Linked DNA regions of Mus musculus: region 2 is linked to region 1. Evidence: chromatin loops called from intact Hi-C (ENCODE). Cell type or tissue: heart. All regions are shown on one strand. Links, peaks and the distances in the headings refer to the core of each region. The heading gives the core; the rest is flanking DNA. Region 1 overlaps Palmd (palmdelphin). Region 2 overlaps 1700061I17Rik (RIKEN cDNA 1700061I17 gene).

Evidence for each region. Peaks named below come from ENCODE experiments on the same cell type or tissue, not always from the same donor. Only the 100,000 strongest peaks of a DNase experiment are listed, where the experiment ranks them.
Region 2: a loop joins it to region 1, with 2.1 times the contacts of the local background. A loop is called at or near these places in 7 of 42 quality-filtered maps.

What each region holds. Positions count from the first base shown.
Region 1 is chr3:116,917,633-116,925,970 of GRCm38, forward strand. Palmd (palmdelphin) reads right to left here. Exons shown (of 8, transcript NM_023245.3): 7 at 5,603-6,703; 8 at 630-1,001. The coding sequence ends at 958. Among named protein-coding and RNA genes, the nearest start is that of Gm32148, 31 kb to the right of the region's middle. In heart, for the core only: a CTCF peak has its summit at 3,711 (motif pointing right); no DNase peak of the experiment used is centred there.
Region 2 is chr3:117,063,936-117,072,273 of GRCm38, forward strand. It overlaps 1700061I17Rik (RIKEN cDNA 1700061I17 gene), which reads right to left. Exons shown (of 9, transcript NR_038029.1): 3 at 5,037-5,124; 4 at 3,784-3,890; 5 at 2,884-3,215. Among named protein-coding and RNA genes, the nearest start is that of 1700061I17Rik, 9.7 kb to the right of the region's middle. In heart, for the core only: no CTCF peak of the experiment used is centred there; a DNase peak (open chromatin) is centred at 3,926; H3K27ac peaks cover 506 bases.

The sequences.
Region 1 (8,338 bases), core at 303-8,302:
ACAGGAACTTGGTGGTTCTTTTATTATTTTTTTTTATTTTTTAATATTTCCTGGAACAATGCTGTCTGTCCAATGAGCTCCAGGGATCTTCCTGACTCTCTCTCCCAACACCACCATGGTCAACATTTTGACATGGACTCATGCTTACAAGTCAATCACTTTTACAGGCTGTGCCACCCCTTTAAACCCTTTTTCCTAGTTTTAATGTAAAGATTCTAACTTATTCACCTGGACCAGATCTGAGCCCTTTTGAGAATATGGAGGTCTCTTTACTAGTGCCCTTAAGCTACAATCATTAATTGCACCTCGAACTGAGTTGAAGAGAGGATGGAACCTGAAGAAGAATGAACGAGCCTGTTGTCTTCTGGAATGTCTTGTGCTTTAGCAAGATAACCAACCTGAGTACACCCAGAGCAGAAGCACAGTTGTTCTGTGTGCCTTGTGGATGTGTGCAATCTCATTAGAGTCTCAACTGAGCCAACTAAATTGATCTTTGGCAGGAGCATGCAGTCATCTTAAGGAGTTACTGATTTTGAGAGGGTGCATTCCTGTCAGTGGCTGATATTTCTTGGCATGAGGTGTGCCTATGTATGATTTTTGCATCAACAACATTACCATGCCAGTTAAGATAGTCAAGGTATTTTAAATAACTTTATTCTTAAATTCAACAAGCTCTTATTAGAAATGCTTTGGTATCAATACAATAAAAATATACTGGTTCCCCCGGCCCCACTGAGTCATATCAAGTAACTGGAAAAGTTAGCATTTGTTGTCCCAGTTTTTTTTGAGGGGGGATTCCCCCCTAAATAATGACTAATATTTATTTATGTGACTTACTATGGGTATAATTATATAGTTTTGGACTTTAGGGACAAGAAATAAAAGAATTCAGAAGAGAAGTTTTCAGGCATTTCGTGGCTTCTCCTTCAGAGGTTATTCAGGTGGGCACCACGGCTCTCAGATCACCTTTTTCCCCAGCTTGGCCATTCTTATTCTTAAAGCTGTAGATTAAAGTAAAAAAAAAAAAAAAAGCAAATTATAAAAGAATCACGATTTTTACTCTAAATGACCATTTCATAGAAGGCAGGAAAGTTGAGAACATACCTCAGATGGTTTTATCCAACCGCGTGAGCATTGTTTTAGTAGCGTAAAGAGACAGCAGAAATAATGAGCTATGGTTAACTTAGGACAGGTGTAGGTTCAGAACTAGGAGGAGCCTATGTCTACAGAGGCCAGAAAAACGAGCAGAACAAACCCAGCACAGGCTGATGGCGTGTATTTTCACTCTCAGCCTGGATATATTCCTTTACGTCAATATCTGTCTTTTGTGCATATCCTTAGCTTTGTACCACTGAACCAAAACAAAGATACTCATACTTAAACTATGATTAGTGATTAAAAATTTTAAAATAATATCATTAAGCTTGGTTGTCCAAAGGCCCTCTGACCTTTGGATGGGCAATGACAAGAATAAATCTATGTATGAAATGAGATGAACTAATAATTAAGCGTTAGTGTGTAATTATGCTTTTGAATGGCAGCTGTATCTTTGAGTGTGCTCTACTGCTGATGAAGCCTTTTAAAACTGTAGGTGTGGGATTGATAGCACTCATTTGGTGTTCTGGTATTACACCTCAATACCGAGGGCCTTTGGGTATAGCTGCCTCTGTCATGTTCTAAAAGTTTTAAGGTGCTTTCAAGGCATTGAGCAAATGATTATATTCATTATGCAATATTACATTTGTGTGTAAAATGGCCCAAGAAGCAGCCATTTAGCTAATTGTACAATTTTGTTTTAATGAAACAGTAAGAGAAGGCATGTTTTTTTTTTCTCCCCATCTCTATGCTGCACATAGTTACCCATCAACCAAAGCAATGATCCTATCTTCAGAAGGCCTTTTACAAAAATATGAGAAGGGATGGGGACCTGCCACTGTCATGAGGTCATTTTCAATGCCATGTTCTCTCTGTGACAGAGGTTAAAAGCATCGCTTTCACTTGAAAGTGACGAGGCAAGTCACTACTAACAGCAAAGCCAGCGTTCAGGCTGTCTTGAGAGAATTTCCTTTGCCCAGTCAGCAGGATGGGTGGGCTCTGTTGCTGGAAGCTGCTGGGTGGTGGCCTCTGGGCAAGAACCTGCAACCCCACAGCAGAATAGGCAGGAGGCAAGGCTTCATGAGGGGGGCTGATCGTGGGTTTTGTGTCCTCTTGCATTACCAATGCTGAGAGAGAGCAGGGATAACGGATTGCTTAAAGGTCTGTTTAAGACAGGGTCAGAATCTTGTTCCCTACAGTTAGTTATGCCCCATCTTGAGAGTCTGCAAATAGAGCCCTCCCTGTGTCGCAGGGCATGCAGTGAGGTCAGCTAGCACTCGGATCCCTTTCTCCAAGCCTGTGGCAGTAGCCATAATTCCAGGTGGAGGTGTGGAGAGGAAGCATGCTCAGTCAATGCAAGGATGCTTCCTCTAATAGTGTGCCTTCAGTTCTCCTCTTGACCTCTCTTCTCTGCTCTTCTCTGATCCCAGTCTTGATTTCCTCCAACCACTCAGACACACAGTTTTAGCTGCTTAAATTGGTGGGAGAGAGATTTGTGTTTTATGCTCAGCCTCCTGTGACCCCTACTGGCTGTTTCCCAATCAATGGGGGAGCGAGTGCTCCAGAGCTAAAGTTTTTCTGCCTCTTCATCCCGAAGAACCATTGATATCTCTACAATCACAGAACTGAGCCGGGAGAAGAATAGGTGTGTGAGGTCTACCAAAGAAAGCAAGCTGTGTAGTTGCTATTGTCAGGGTTACTGTGATCTCATGGAGCGCTTACTGAAGCCATATAATAGTGGGTGAGTCTGGATCATATCATGCTTATACAAGCAGATAGACATAAGATTTCTGTCATGTTTCACAGTGTTCAAAATTTTACTAAACTATACTGTTGCTAGACTATCCATGCTGGACTAGTTTCTACTAACATAGCTTTTCAAGTGAGAAACTCTGTCTCTGACTTTCTCTCTGTCTCTGTCTCTCTCTGTGTGATGCATGCACTGCGTATGCTGCACACAGAAGGCCAAAGCAGGACATCAAGTGGCCTTATCTATTAATCCGTGCCTTGTTACCTTGGAGCAGAGGCTTTCCTGAAGCAGAAGCTCACTGTTTTGGCTGGATGGGTGGCCAGTGAACTGCTGGATCTGCCTGTCCCTGCTCCTGCAATGGTGGTGTTACAGGCTTGCACATCCATGGCTTTTGATATGGGTGGTTGGAATTCAAATTCACATCCCTATTTTGTAGAATAAGTGCACTTACCCACTGTGTTATATTCCCCACTCCTACGAATGTCTCTTGAGATAAGATTTTGATAAGTATATTTACAACAAATGGAAAGAGACAATTCTTAATTATTGTGCCTACCATAACTATTAGTATTTAATAGGAATTCTGTATTATAATAAAGGAATTGACTTAAATTGTGGGTCTTTAAGTATTGTAGCATTTCTCTCTGGTATATGTATATGTATATGTATATGTATATGTATATGTATATGTATATGTATATGTATGCATGCGTGTGTATGTGTGATGTTGAAAAGTACAATGTACTTGTGAAATTAAAGTCCATAGGTAGCTACATTCTCAGTGTACATAGTTGGTCCCTGAAATCATTGATATAATCTGATTGACTTATTTTTTTTTTTAAAGATTTATTTATTTATTATATGTAAGTACACTGTAGCTGTCTTCAGACACTCCAGAAGAGGGCATCAGATCTCATTACGGGTGGTTGTGAGCCACCATGTGGTTGCTGGGATTTGAACTTCGGACCTTCGGAAGAGCAGTCGGGTGCTCTTACCCACTGAGCCATCTCACCAGCCCTGATTGACTTATTTTTAAAGCTCATTCAAACTAATACCTCCACTCTGTGATCTATGTGACGAATTGGAAGGCAGAGACGTAAAACAATTTCACAATGAAGGGTAAGGAATTTGGAGCATTCTCTTCACAAGATACTTAGTTTGATAGCACAAGACTTTGCATTGTTACTTTGGAATAGGTTTTCCTGTTTTCATAATTTTATTTCAGTAGCATGATTAGTGTTGTCTGGAAATGTTAGTCACTTCCTGTCATTTTACTTGGGGTAAATGTGTTAATATGGTTAGGGAAGAAGGAGTAGGGGGTTTTTGGAAGAGCTGGCTAAAATCCAACATCAAAACAGGGAGGTTTTTTTTTTTTTGTTTGTTTGTTTTTAGTGTGTCATGCCAATACTTCAGACCATAAATAGAGCGATCCTTCCCCTATGTTACATGCATTGTTTTAAGAATGAATTTCAAAAGAAGCATTTGACCAGCCATCAAAGCCAGTTCTCCAAAAGGAAAGGGCCTTAGTCTCTGCAGCTTTCCATTGTGGGGGAACGTTATTCCAGATTCTGAGGAAGACACATGAGGGAGGGTAGAAATCCTTCAGGTGATTAAATTTGTGATGGATTCACCTAACAAGGACTTTAAATAATTTAAGGATGTCTCTATTATGGTGTTATTAGCAAAACAAGATTGGGCTTATGGCTCGATGAGGGAGAAAGATCTTGAATTGCAGAGGTCCTAACCCACTTCTATAAAACTACCAGGTTCAACTTGCTCAGATGGCTGGTACTTAATAGCTATTGCTTTTTAATGATCATTCTTCAATTAGCAACATTTACAATTACTTTGCATTTCTAATGTTTAGAACCTGTGCGTTTGTGTAATTTGACTTAGACTTTTAGCTAAGGTAAACCCAGTCATTCTAATTGTGTTTGTCAGATTCTTATTCATTTTTCTATCAGTGATAATAGGTCTCGATATCTGAGTGATAACAAGGAATTTGAAATCGAGGAGCTGTCAGTGTGTAGAAAAAAAGGTGTTGCAGTTACTTTTCATTATTCAATGATAAAATAGCTCAAGAGATACAAAGCCATAAAAAGTCATAGAGAATGTGAAATGCGGCTGTATAGAAAATAGAAAAAAAAATACATCAAGTTGGAGAAGACTATGAAAAATTGAGTCATAGATGATGCAAGATAAAAATTTTAAAGTGTAGAAAATGAAAGAACCAACATTAGTAAACCTATAAAAGTATAGAGAAAGGAGATATAGCAGAGTAATAAAATGCAAAGAAAATGGTATGTGTCTCCTATTTCCTTTTAAAATTAAGGCTACTTGTTAACTTACGTGTAAAATTTAAGTCACAGAGAGGCACAGGAAAGTAGTTGTCATTGGATTCTGCTGTGAAAAGTATGTTTCTGATGATCAGCACATTAATTAGCAACCCCAATGTGAATACATATGGCATTGCTCCCTCCCAGAAGACACATACATCTCCAGTAGCTAGAGGCAGCCAATGCAATATTAAAACAAAGCAAGACGGAGTTTCCACTTTCGTTGTTATTATTATTATTATTTTTTTGATGCGACTTACTTTGCTCTGCTGATAATACTTCGGATCAGCGTTAATAAAAGCTATCCAGTGTGTATTAGTTTATGAGGTGGTCACAAACACCGGAAGTCAGAGCGTTCATTAGCACGGAGAAGACTGTCACATTAGTAAACAGCAGCGGCATGCCTTGTCATTTTTATTACCTGTTAAGGAAGGATCCTCAGTCCCGTCTCCAGCTACTGGGACATCCAGGGGAGAGTGCCGGGCAGGGCTGCCTAAGCGTTCCTCTTGCTCTTTCAGAGAGATGGAATTTTTGTGAGGAGATTTATGGTTTGTGTTTTCATACGGCCTAACTTCCGCTCTCTTTCTAGGAAGTGGGGTTGGTTTGGGTGGCTGGTAAACCTGACTGTAGGGAGCTACGGGATGGTAGGATGGCCTCTCGGTTTGTCCTTCATTATCCTCCGCCTCGTCATCAATCACAACGAGCTCAGCGTGGATGACCCCGTCGTAGCCTGTCAAAAGCTTCTTTTCTTCCTCATTATCATCTGCCTGCTGATACCCCATGAAAATCATTGTTACAGGTTCTGTGTCATCCACATCAGAAGGCAGGGAATGAACGATGTTATATCTGACATCTTCTGTCTCCTCCTGGCAAGTGGGTGAAGAACACTGGGGTCCCGATTTCCCAGGGCTTGCTCTGCTGGGGCTCAGTTCCATCCTTGGAGAAACTTCGTGTTCGTTTTGCCTGTTGCTGGATTCTTCCCAAGGGCTTGCCATCCTCTTTTGTTGGGTGTGGACCATCTCTTCCACTTGCTGAACCATTGATCGGGGCTGAGGTGTTGGCCGAGTGGGACTGGTGTGAGTGGGACCGTTGCTTCTCCTCTCTGAGAGCCCGTCGGTCATATTGTGCGCAGATTCATTTGCATGGTTGCCCAGTCCGTTCGTTTTCATCATTATCCTTTCTTGAAAATTTGGTCCAGGGCTTATGACTCTTTCTCTCTGTGGGGTCACAGGCCTGCAAAACGGATTGGCGTACACTGGCTCATGGTACTCTGTGGGCGATTTAGAGTTCCTCTCTGAGGCTTGTCTTAGGAGATCCTCCACTTCGACAGGTGCGAGGCCGTCGGTGCCATTGTAGGTTGTGTTCTGATTGGAGCTAACAGCATAGACTGATTTCTGCCGGTCCTCATACACTTTTATCCCTGTGCTTTTAAAGTCATCAGATGGCAGCGGTATTGAAGACAGAACTACGCTCTCTCCAGTCTTCAAATCTTTTTCAACTTTAATTTCCATGGCATACAAAGCTGTTAAAAGACAAATTCAACACACGATTTAGCACCCCTTTTCTCTTATAAACGAATTTATTTACTTTTATATCCTTTGACATTCTCTTATATGACATTTAAAAACCTCTAGCCCAGAGGTACGAACCTTTAATCCCAGCACTCAGAGGCAGAGGCAGGTTAGTCTCTGTGAGTTCAAGGCCAGCCTGTCCTACAGAGCAAGTTCTAGGACAGCCAGGGCTACACAGAGAAACCCTGTCTAAAAAAAAAACCAAACCAGCAAAAATAAACCAGCTCTCCCCACAAATCGTCCTGATTTGGGTGGTGGAGGGATGTCTCTACAAGAAGGCATGAGCTACACATTTCTAGCACCCATGTGAGGAGGCCCACAACCTTCTTAAATCCCACTTCCAGGGAATCTAAATCCTTCTGGCTCTCCAGGGCACCTGTATGCGTGTGGTGCGCGTGAACTTATCCAGGCACACACATATACACATAAAATACATCTTTAATTTTTTTTTTCTGGTTTTACCAATTAGTTCTAAGACAACTGACTCTGGGTAACATGGTGCCTTACGAAGTGTAGCATTTTGGAAAAATGACTTGAAGGAGTCAGTAAGAGAAATAAACCCACAGAGTTGGCATTTTCCAAAGTAACCGAAAGATAATCCTCTCCAATGAATAGATGTGACCAGCCAGACTTACACACATTTGCTTACTTTTTAAGGAGAGCCTCTTTACGTAGGAAGAACCCCACAGTGTAGGCTGCAGCAGGTGAACTGACTAGCAGGGTAATTTGTTAAGCTACATCCTTGCTGGAAGCTCAGCTGCCTACTGACACTGTAGGTAGTGTACTGCTCTAAGGGCTTCACACTGTGGAGGAAGCTAAGACGTGGCAACAGTAGTACAGAGGCTGGAATTTAATTTAAAAATTAAACAACAACAACAACTTTATTTTATGTGTGTAACTATTTTGCCTGCATGTATATCTGTGCATCGTGTGTATGCCCGGTCCCTGAGGAAGTTAGAGAAGAGCCTCGGATGCCCGGGAACTTGACCTATAGATATTTGTGAACTGCCACATGGCTGCTGGGAATTGAATCTGGGTCATCTGCAAGAGCAGCAGGTGCTCTTAATTTCTGTCCCCTCTCTCCAGGCACCTCCCCGTTATCTCCCTAATTTAATACCACTTTTAAGTAGATGGAGGGCTTAACATAGAGCAATCTGAACTGTACTGGAGGTGACTGGTGGTGGTGGGGAACGGAAGGAGTGTGGGGCACAGGGTTGGAGTTTGTCTCATGGCCCAGGCAAGAGCCCCATGGCTGGAATTTTAACAGGTGAGGGAACAGCATTCTTTGTAGAATTAGAATGTGTGAGTGCTTGCTTTTAGTATATTTTCCTATAGCTCATCTTGTATTTCTTGTCTTCTCTGTTGCCTGACGGGTTGTAGCTTTCCCTGGGTACCCAATTACATCTGCAAGATCCCTGCCCTTCGTCTCCCCGCCTCACATCTCTGCCTCAGTTTTCTGCACTGTACTCCCTAAATGGTTAATTTGGTGAATACCTACCATGTGCCTAGGTGGGCTTGGTGTATAGTATTTATTCATTAAATATCTGTTGAGGGAATACAGACTGCTCCCTGCAGACAGAGAATAG
Region 2 (8,338 bases), core at 66-8,065, 150 kb after region 1:
ATATCACTATAATTTTTATGCCTTAAATTCCATATGGTTTATCCTATTGTACATTTTTCTTTGTTAAAATGAATAGTTTTGGCCTGGGGTGTGGTATATACCTGTAATCCCAGCACCTCAGAAGTGGAGGATGGAATATCAGAAGTTTAAGGTCATTGCTGGCTACATAGCAGGTTCAAGGTCAGCCTAGGTTATATGAATGAGATGCAACTTCGACAAAACACAAACAAAAGAACAAATAAACAAAAACCCAAAGCTGAATTTTGTGGGAACTCTATGTATTTATTTTTAATTTTTGTTTTGTTTTGTTTTGAGACAGTCTCTTTCTATGTATTCTTGTCTATCTCAGGAGCTCACTATGTAGACTAGGCTAGCCTTGAACCCACAGAGATCTACCTGCTTCTGCCTTCCAAGAGTTGGGATTAGCAGTGTGCATTAGGCCACCTGGCTTTGAGGGAACCTCCCTGTGCACAGAGATTCAAGAACATCATGATCCAGGCCCCACAAATCTCTAACTCTTTTCTCAGTTTCCTCACCTGAATACATTTTTTTTAAAGATTTATTTATTTATTATATATAAGTACACTGTAGTTGTCTCCAGACGCACCAGAAGAGGGCATCAGATCTCATTACGGGTGGTTGTGGGCCACCATGTGGTTGCTGGGATTTGAACTTCGGACCTTTGGAAGAGCAGTCGGGTGCTCTTACCCACTGAGCCATCTCACCAGCCCCCCATTTTTTTTTTTATCATGCTAAACAATGTGTCGTCGTAGTTAGTATTTTACTGTTGTGAACAGACACCATGACTAAGGCAATGTTTATAAAAACAACATTTAGTTGGGGCTAGCTTACATATTCAGAGATTTAGTTCAGTATCATCAAGATAGGAACATGGCAGCAACCAGGCAGGCATGGTGCAGGAAGGGCTGAGAGTTCTACATCTTCATCTGAAGGCTGCTAGCTGAAGACTGATTTCCAGGCAGCTAGGAAGAGGGTCTTAGAGCCCACGCCCACAGTGACACACTTACTCCAACAAGGCCACACCTCCAAATAGTGCCACTCTCTGGGCGAAACATATTCAAACCACTCCACAATGTACAATGTATAGGAAAAAGCTAAAATTAATGTGGGGCATAGAGTACACTCATCATAAGCCTTCCTAATTGTGTGCTTTCTTTTAGCAAGAGATAGAGGAAACCGGCATTCCTAGACCATTTCATTATTACAGACATCAATTATCATGGCACTAAAAGGTGTGTTTTATCCCTGCAATGGTTTTCTCTCATTCTCAGGTCTCACTGGGGTTCTACCCCACCTATGTATTTCTGGCTTGTTGATTTTAAACAGAGCAAGTTTGTTCCTCTGGCCGGCAAGGCTTCCAAAACTGCTTAGTATCTAAATCTCTTTTCAACAAGAAACAGAACTCTCCAGGAAAGTGGCCGGAATGCAAGGGTTTTTATCTTCCTCGTGATTAGTTAGTACTTGGTGACAACACTGGGAGTGAAGCATACATTTCATCTTCCTAAGCTGTAGTCACAGCCTTCCTTTCCTCCCTCAAAGGCTTGTTTTAAGGAACCCATTGAGTCAAGGTAAAAATCTCCTCTGGGGCCGGAGAGATGGCTCAGTGGCTAGGGTTAAGATCACCTGTAGCTTACTGCTTCAGAGGACCCAAGTTAGCATCCCAACACCCATATCTGAAGGCTCTCAGCTGTCCTGAGCTCCAGCTCCAAAAGAGTCAACACTCTCTTGTGGCCTCTGAAGTTCCCTGAACATACATGTGCATGTACCCTCCCACACACATATACATAGAATGGAAAATGAACATGCAGTCTTTTAAACTTCCATTGTGGCCTGAACCATTCTTTGACCACATACTACTACGATGTTAGCAGAGGGTCAAGAGTTATAAACTTTCAGAGCTGCTTCCTGATCTCACTGACATCTGTCAGGATAGAAAGCTGAAGGCAGAGTCTAACAAAGGATTTAGGATCTTGCAGTATTTGTGAAGGAAGAAACTTGATTTTTATTTACTTAATATATGCATGTTAATAACAGTTTAATAGCAAGCTATCTTGCCTTAAACAAAGTGATGTGGTTAAAAGAATGAGTGTTGGTGATTGATATAGTGAAAAATGACTGCATGTTAATCAAGGGTAAGAAGAGCTTTAGAGGCTCCAGGTTCTGTTTTTGGTCATCTGCTCCTTCATGTGGCCTTGGAAGAAGTTTTTGATCTTAGCTTCTTCATTTGTGAAACAAAGACGTTGAGGATTGATGCAGAATATGTATGTATTCAGTTATGCATATATGACACACACGTCAACACAGTGAAATGCTTCCTTTAAAGGAAACCTTTAGAAGTTCAAAATTTGAAATTGTCCCTCAGTGTCTATGGAGTCTGGTTCTAGGACCCATGGATACCAGTGTAGGCACATGGTCAAGTCCCTTATGTGACATGCAATTTAAATTTATAGACAGCCTTCTATGCATGTTAAGCCATCCCTAGATCACTCATGCTGCCTGGCACAAAGCAATTATGACATAAATTGTTTTTTTTTTCTTGCATGTATTGTTTAGGACATGATAATGAAAATAAGTCTGTGTTGTTTCAGTATTTTTTTCTGAATATTTTTGGCCTGTGGTTGGTTGAATGCATGGCTGTAGAGCTTGGGATCTAATGAGTTGAGTACAAATAAAAGCAATTCTATTTTAGGCATGTACACATGTATGTGCATGTGTATATGCATATGCAGGTATGTCTCTGTATGTGTGTGTGTGCATGTTTGTGTATGTGTGCATGTTTGTGCATCTCTCTCTCTCTCTCTCTCTCTCTCTCTCTCTCTCTCTCTCTCTGTGTAAGTCATATTACCGATAGTTTTACCCTACCTTTGCCTTTGGGATGATTCCTGAAGCAGGTCTGTACAATCTGCATGACTCCATGTGGTAAACTAAGGCAGCAGCTGTTGTGACTTTTCAGAGAAACCCCCAGTACTAAAATATTCCTCTTGAGACAGCAGACCAATGGCCAAGCATTTCTGCTCTTCCAAAGCATTCCATGGAAGAAAATGTCTCCAGTCATGTGGCTCCCATTCTTCTGCTGCCATGGCTTCTTTTGTTCCCCCTCGACCCTTTTCTTCTGGAACCTACTTTTATTTCCAGACACAGCTCAAGTTAGGAACAGACACTGAAGATCACAAAAAATAAAAGAAATGCAGATTCTGGGTAAAAATTAATAAAGGGAAGAAAGAACATATGACAGGGAGAACAGTTAATGTGTGGTTCTTTCTCAGTTACTCTTTCTAGAGAGAATTTAAAACAGGTGTTTCTGCTATTTCAGAACTAATAGACCATGTAAGGTTGTGTTCAGTGAGATAGACATGAACAAACATCTAGTTACCCTAGATAGGGAACCCAAGACAGGCCAAGGTAATATTCCTATTACTGTCTAACTTGTTAAGTAGTAAAATTAATTACAGGACTATGGGCTATCTAGTGAAGCAGATACTCTCAAAGGCTGCTGTATCACCCACATCCTCACTCCAGCATGGCTGAAGACTCAGAAACTGCAACCACGGAGCTCTCTCCATAACTTGCAGGCAGCAGACTGGTTGGAAAATCTCGCCAGGAAGCTCATCTGGTGAGTCTCTTTTCCTGGCAATTGTTTTCTGCTTCTATAGCCACAGGGGAGGAACCTTGTAATCTTTCTGGTTTCTGTTCTTGTGAGGTTGGGGACAGTTCAATTGGGTGGGACCTACTATACAACACAGTCTGAGGGTGGTTACATACTTTTCAGGGGCACATCTGATGTCAGCCGTGGCAGAGGTAACCAAACACGTGACACTACTGCATTTGATTGCTGGACCTTGAACAATCTAATGCTGTGAGGAGTGAGCCTGGAAGAGACAGGCAGGGACAAGGGCTGTGAGAAAGGTAACATTCTCACATAGCAGCTGGAATCCAAAGAGAGCTAACGCTTGCACCACACCCTCACCTCCTGCACCACGCCCTCCCCTGGACTGGGATGTGACCTCATTGCTCTTTGTTATTTCTGTGTGTCAAGACCCATCTAGACTGAGGAGATGTAGAAGCGGGAGAGAGGAACAGAGGGACAGAGGGGTAGGGCCAAGCAGCCCTATAAAAAGGCCAACCTAGAGGCCACTTGGTAGTCTAAAAGGCCTGAGACCCTACTCTGCCCCAGAGGATGCTTTCCGCTCTGAATAATTGCTTACTTTCGCTCTCTCACAGTCTTCTTTTCTTTGTTCCTGGGTGCCCAATTCTTTGTTCATTGTTTGAAAGGTCCTGAACTCCTAGACTGTCAACTCCTGGCTCTAGACTCCAATCCTTAGACAGTCAACCCTCTGTTCAGGACGCCCTGTTGAAATGCCACTGTTTACTTTGTTAACTGCTAAACGACATCTGGGGATTACCGAAAAAGTGGGGCTGGTTAGATATCTCAGTGGGTAAGAGTAATTTCTGTTTCAGTATGGAGATCTGGGTTTGAATTCCCAGGACCTATGTAAAGAACCAGGTCTGTTCATGCACCCATAACTCTAGGGGTGGGGGGCAGGAACAGGAAGCTGGGTGGGGTTTGCTGGCTGCTTGCTTGGCCTAAGGCGTGGGGAAAAGATCCCGACTCAAAGAAGCAAGGGAGAGAGTGAAATCCTAGTAGACCCGATATTTACTCTGGCTTTCTTGTGCATGTGGGCATGTGGACATGCACACACATGGGAAACACACAAACACACACCACTCACACATAAACACATACCACATTTACATACACATACACACAAACACATTAAAAAGAAAAAACATGCTATGTGTAAGGTCTTCCTTTGTGTTCCTTGAACACTTAGAGGAGTCATGGAAGAAAAAGAAAGAAAAGAAGAGGCATCAATCTTTTGAAGTAAGGAGAAGTAAGAAGTAAGGAGAAGATGTAATATTAATTTTTTTAAACTATAGATGATTGATTTTGGTCTAAATCTAAGTGTTTGTGCCAAAACTGTGGGCGTGAGAAAAGTGGTAAAATGAGCCTGGACCTGTTTGTAGCTTCCTTGGATGTAGAGGGATTTTCAAGGATGAAGACATAGGATGACTTGTTTCTTCCAGGCCCTTTTCCTAGAGTATCTGAAAGAGGTAAACAAAGCATTGTTGGATAGTTAATAATCTTGATGGAGTCCAGACGTGGAAAAGAAAAGCTATAATAGTTATGTCTGGATCCTGGAAGAGAGCTAAATGGAAGTAAGGAAAAGATGGTGGGTTCAATTACATTCAGTGTCCCCAACTGGTCCCTTAATGGTGATGCTGCTTTGGGAAGTGTCATAGACTGCTTTCTAATGATGTGATAAAATGCTAGGAGCAAAAGCAATTAGGGGAGGAAAAGGGTTTATTTCATTTTATAGCCCATAGTCTATGATGAAGGGAGGTCAAGGCAAGCAAGAACTGAAGTCCAGGTCATGGAGGAACACTGCTTACTGCCTTCTTCCCTATGGCTTGCTCGGTCTATGTTCTTACACAATTCAGGACACGGGGCTGGGCCTTCCCAATCATTAATTAAGAAAATGTCTATAGCCCAATCTGATGGAGGTATTTTCTTTAAGTTCTTTCTTCCTGGATGATCCTGGCTGTGCCAAAGTTGACCATAATAAATAGATAGATAGATAGATAGATAGATAGATAGATAGATAGATAGATAGATAAGTCTAACCAGCATTGGAGATTATGGAATCTTTTGGAAAGTGGGCTTTGCTGGTAAATGTAGACTGTAGGGCCTTAAAAGTTGTAATTTAGCTTCTTGTTTGGTTACAATATAAAGAAGCCATAAGGTTCTACTATTAGGGACAGAGCACCAATGCCATATCACACACACCACGATGCTCCGTGTTCACTAGAATCATGAGCCAAAACAAATCCTTCATCTCACAGATTCCTTCTATTAGGATTATGTTGAGGTGGTGAGAAAAACTACTAATAATACATACATCATATTTCATGTGCTTTATATTAAGGAAATAGGTTGTATATATGATATTTATACTGCAGGAGTTTTGTAGTTAGGAGAAATATTACCCCCCCTCCCAATCCCAAGGCATTAAGTTTGAAGCCTGGGAGAAGGCATAGTATTGTTTTCTAACTGTCATAATAATGTGATTGGCTGAAGGCTATTGCTGTGAAACTTCTTCTTGCTGCCAGACAATAACCGCATCTTGGCCTCATTATTCATTAAGAAATCAGAAGCATCTTGATATCATCATTTTAAAGTATTCTGAGGGAAAAATGAGGGTATAAAGTGGTTTCACATTAAGCACAAATATTTTTGTAAGGATGATTGGTATCTATCTATCTATCTATCTATCTATCTATCTATCTATCTATCTATCTATGAGTGGCATTAATTTATATGCATTTGCCCAGATCAATTCTCTCCTTCCCACATTGCTTCCTATGGCATCGCTGGGAATGGAATTTTAGACCTGCTGGGGCAAGGACAAATGATACCCATGGGTTGGGTGGGGCTCAGAAGAAAAGGCAGTTTAAGGTAAATTCTTTTGTATTTATAAATAAAAATTAATACAAGGTAGGAATAGGATAAAGAAGTAGTTAATAGGGGAAGGGGTAAAATAATGTTTAGAGGCAGATATTTTTACTGTAGGCCTTTGGGAAGAAGGAATTAAATAGCTCACAGAACAACTGATAAAGGATGAATAATCTTTAAGGAATGTCAGGAAGACAACAAACACTATGTACTGTAGGGAGAGTGAGATTAAGAGTCCAGTCTATCCGGTGAGTCAGGTTTATCAGTCACTGTTATTCCAGGTGAAAACACAGTGGCTTTTCCTATATGTATACGGAGCATTTAGTACTACAGAGGACCACACGTTGACAGCATCTTAGAGTATCAGTATTTAAGTTTTTAGAGCACAAAGCCCTTCACGTGCAATCACAGCTCTCCATGTCTCTGGATCCCTTACCTTCCTAGAACAGCCCACACTGTAGCTCTAGCTTCTCACTCCCAGAGAGAATTCAGCCAGGGCTGTTCAACTGTAGACTCAGTATATGGTGCTGCCGTGGTTCTGTACTGTGATGACCTTGTAGATACTTACACATGCTTTTGCATGGGATTTTCCCAATCACCTCTCCATAGCATTGATGACTTTTTAAATGGTATCTACCAGGATCTACATCAAATCACACATTTAAAAAGGCCAAGATTAGCTCTGCTTCCTTGCAAGATTTGTTGCCATGCAATATCTGCTCTCCACCCATGCTCTCTCTTTGTGGTTTTATGACTTTTCTTGGAAGGCTGCAAGGATGTCTATAAAACAGGATCCATGGTAGTTGAGACATGTATTGGTTACTCAGTAAGTATAATGAAGAAATGATCCCCATGTGTGTTAAGTGCTGGACCACATCCATATAGTTGGCCAACTTTGATTAAAGGGTGGAAAATATTTTCTTTGGGGAAACTGAGAAAAAATAAAAACTGATGCAAACAAAGTTAGACATAGAAGTTGGGATGTTTAATTTTGATTGTCATTGTCACTAGATTAAGAAACTTTAAGTGTCATTGTCACTAGGTTAAGAAGCTTCAAGGGACGCCAGGTAGTAATGACACATGCCTTTAATCCCAGCACTCAGGAGGCAGAGGCAGGTAAATCTTTGAGTTTGAGGTCTACAGAATGAGTTCCAGGACAGCTAGAACTACACAGAGAAACCCTGTCTCAAAACTTGCTCCCACTGGCCCCAAAAGAAAAAAAAAACTTTTAGGGGATTAGTGAAGCACACCTCTGAGTATGTTTATAGGCATTTCCTGAAGGATGATTGGATAGTGAGGGCCCTGATGAACTAATGTCTTGATGGCATGATTGAGAAGTGGTGGAATGTAGGTCCTGGGGCTCAGAGAAAGTGGGTCACCAGGGGCTGTGTCTTTGGGTCATATCTCGCTTTGGCTTCTTCTGTCGTATCTTTCTCTGCTTCAGGCCGGCCATAATATGAACTTTTTTTGTTATGCCAAGTCTTTCTTCCTACTTTGGACTGACATCACTGAAACTGTGATCCAAAACAAATTCTTTCTCTAGTATTTGGTTACTGGAAATAAGAAAAGTCAATAACATAGTATTTGGCACCGTTAAAGTTTTAGAGCATGCATGAACCCTCACTCAGCCCTTCCTGTTGTTGCACTTTGTCCTTTCATGAATCCATGAACATGCAAAGACCAGTGACAACATTAAAGGTCAGAAAGATTATTGGTATGTTGCTGATCAGGAATCCACGATAGTCTTTCTCTAAATTATATGAAGAACACTCCATGTTATAGTAGATTTTTAATTCAAAATAGACA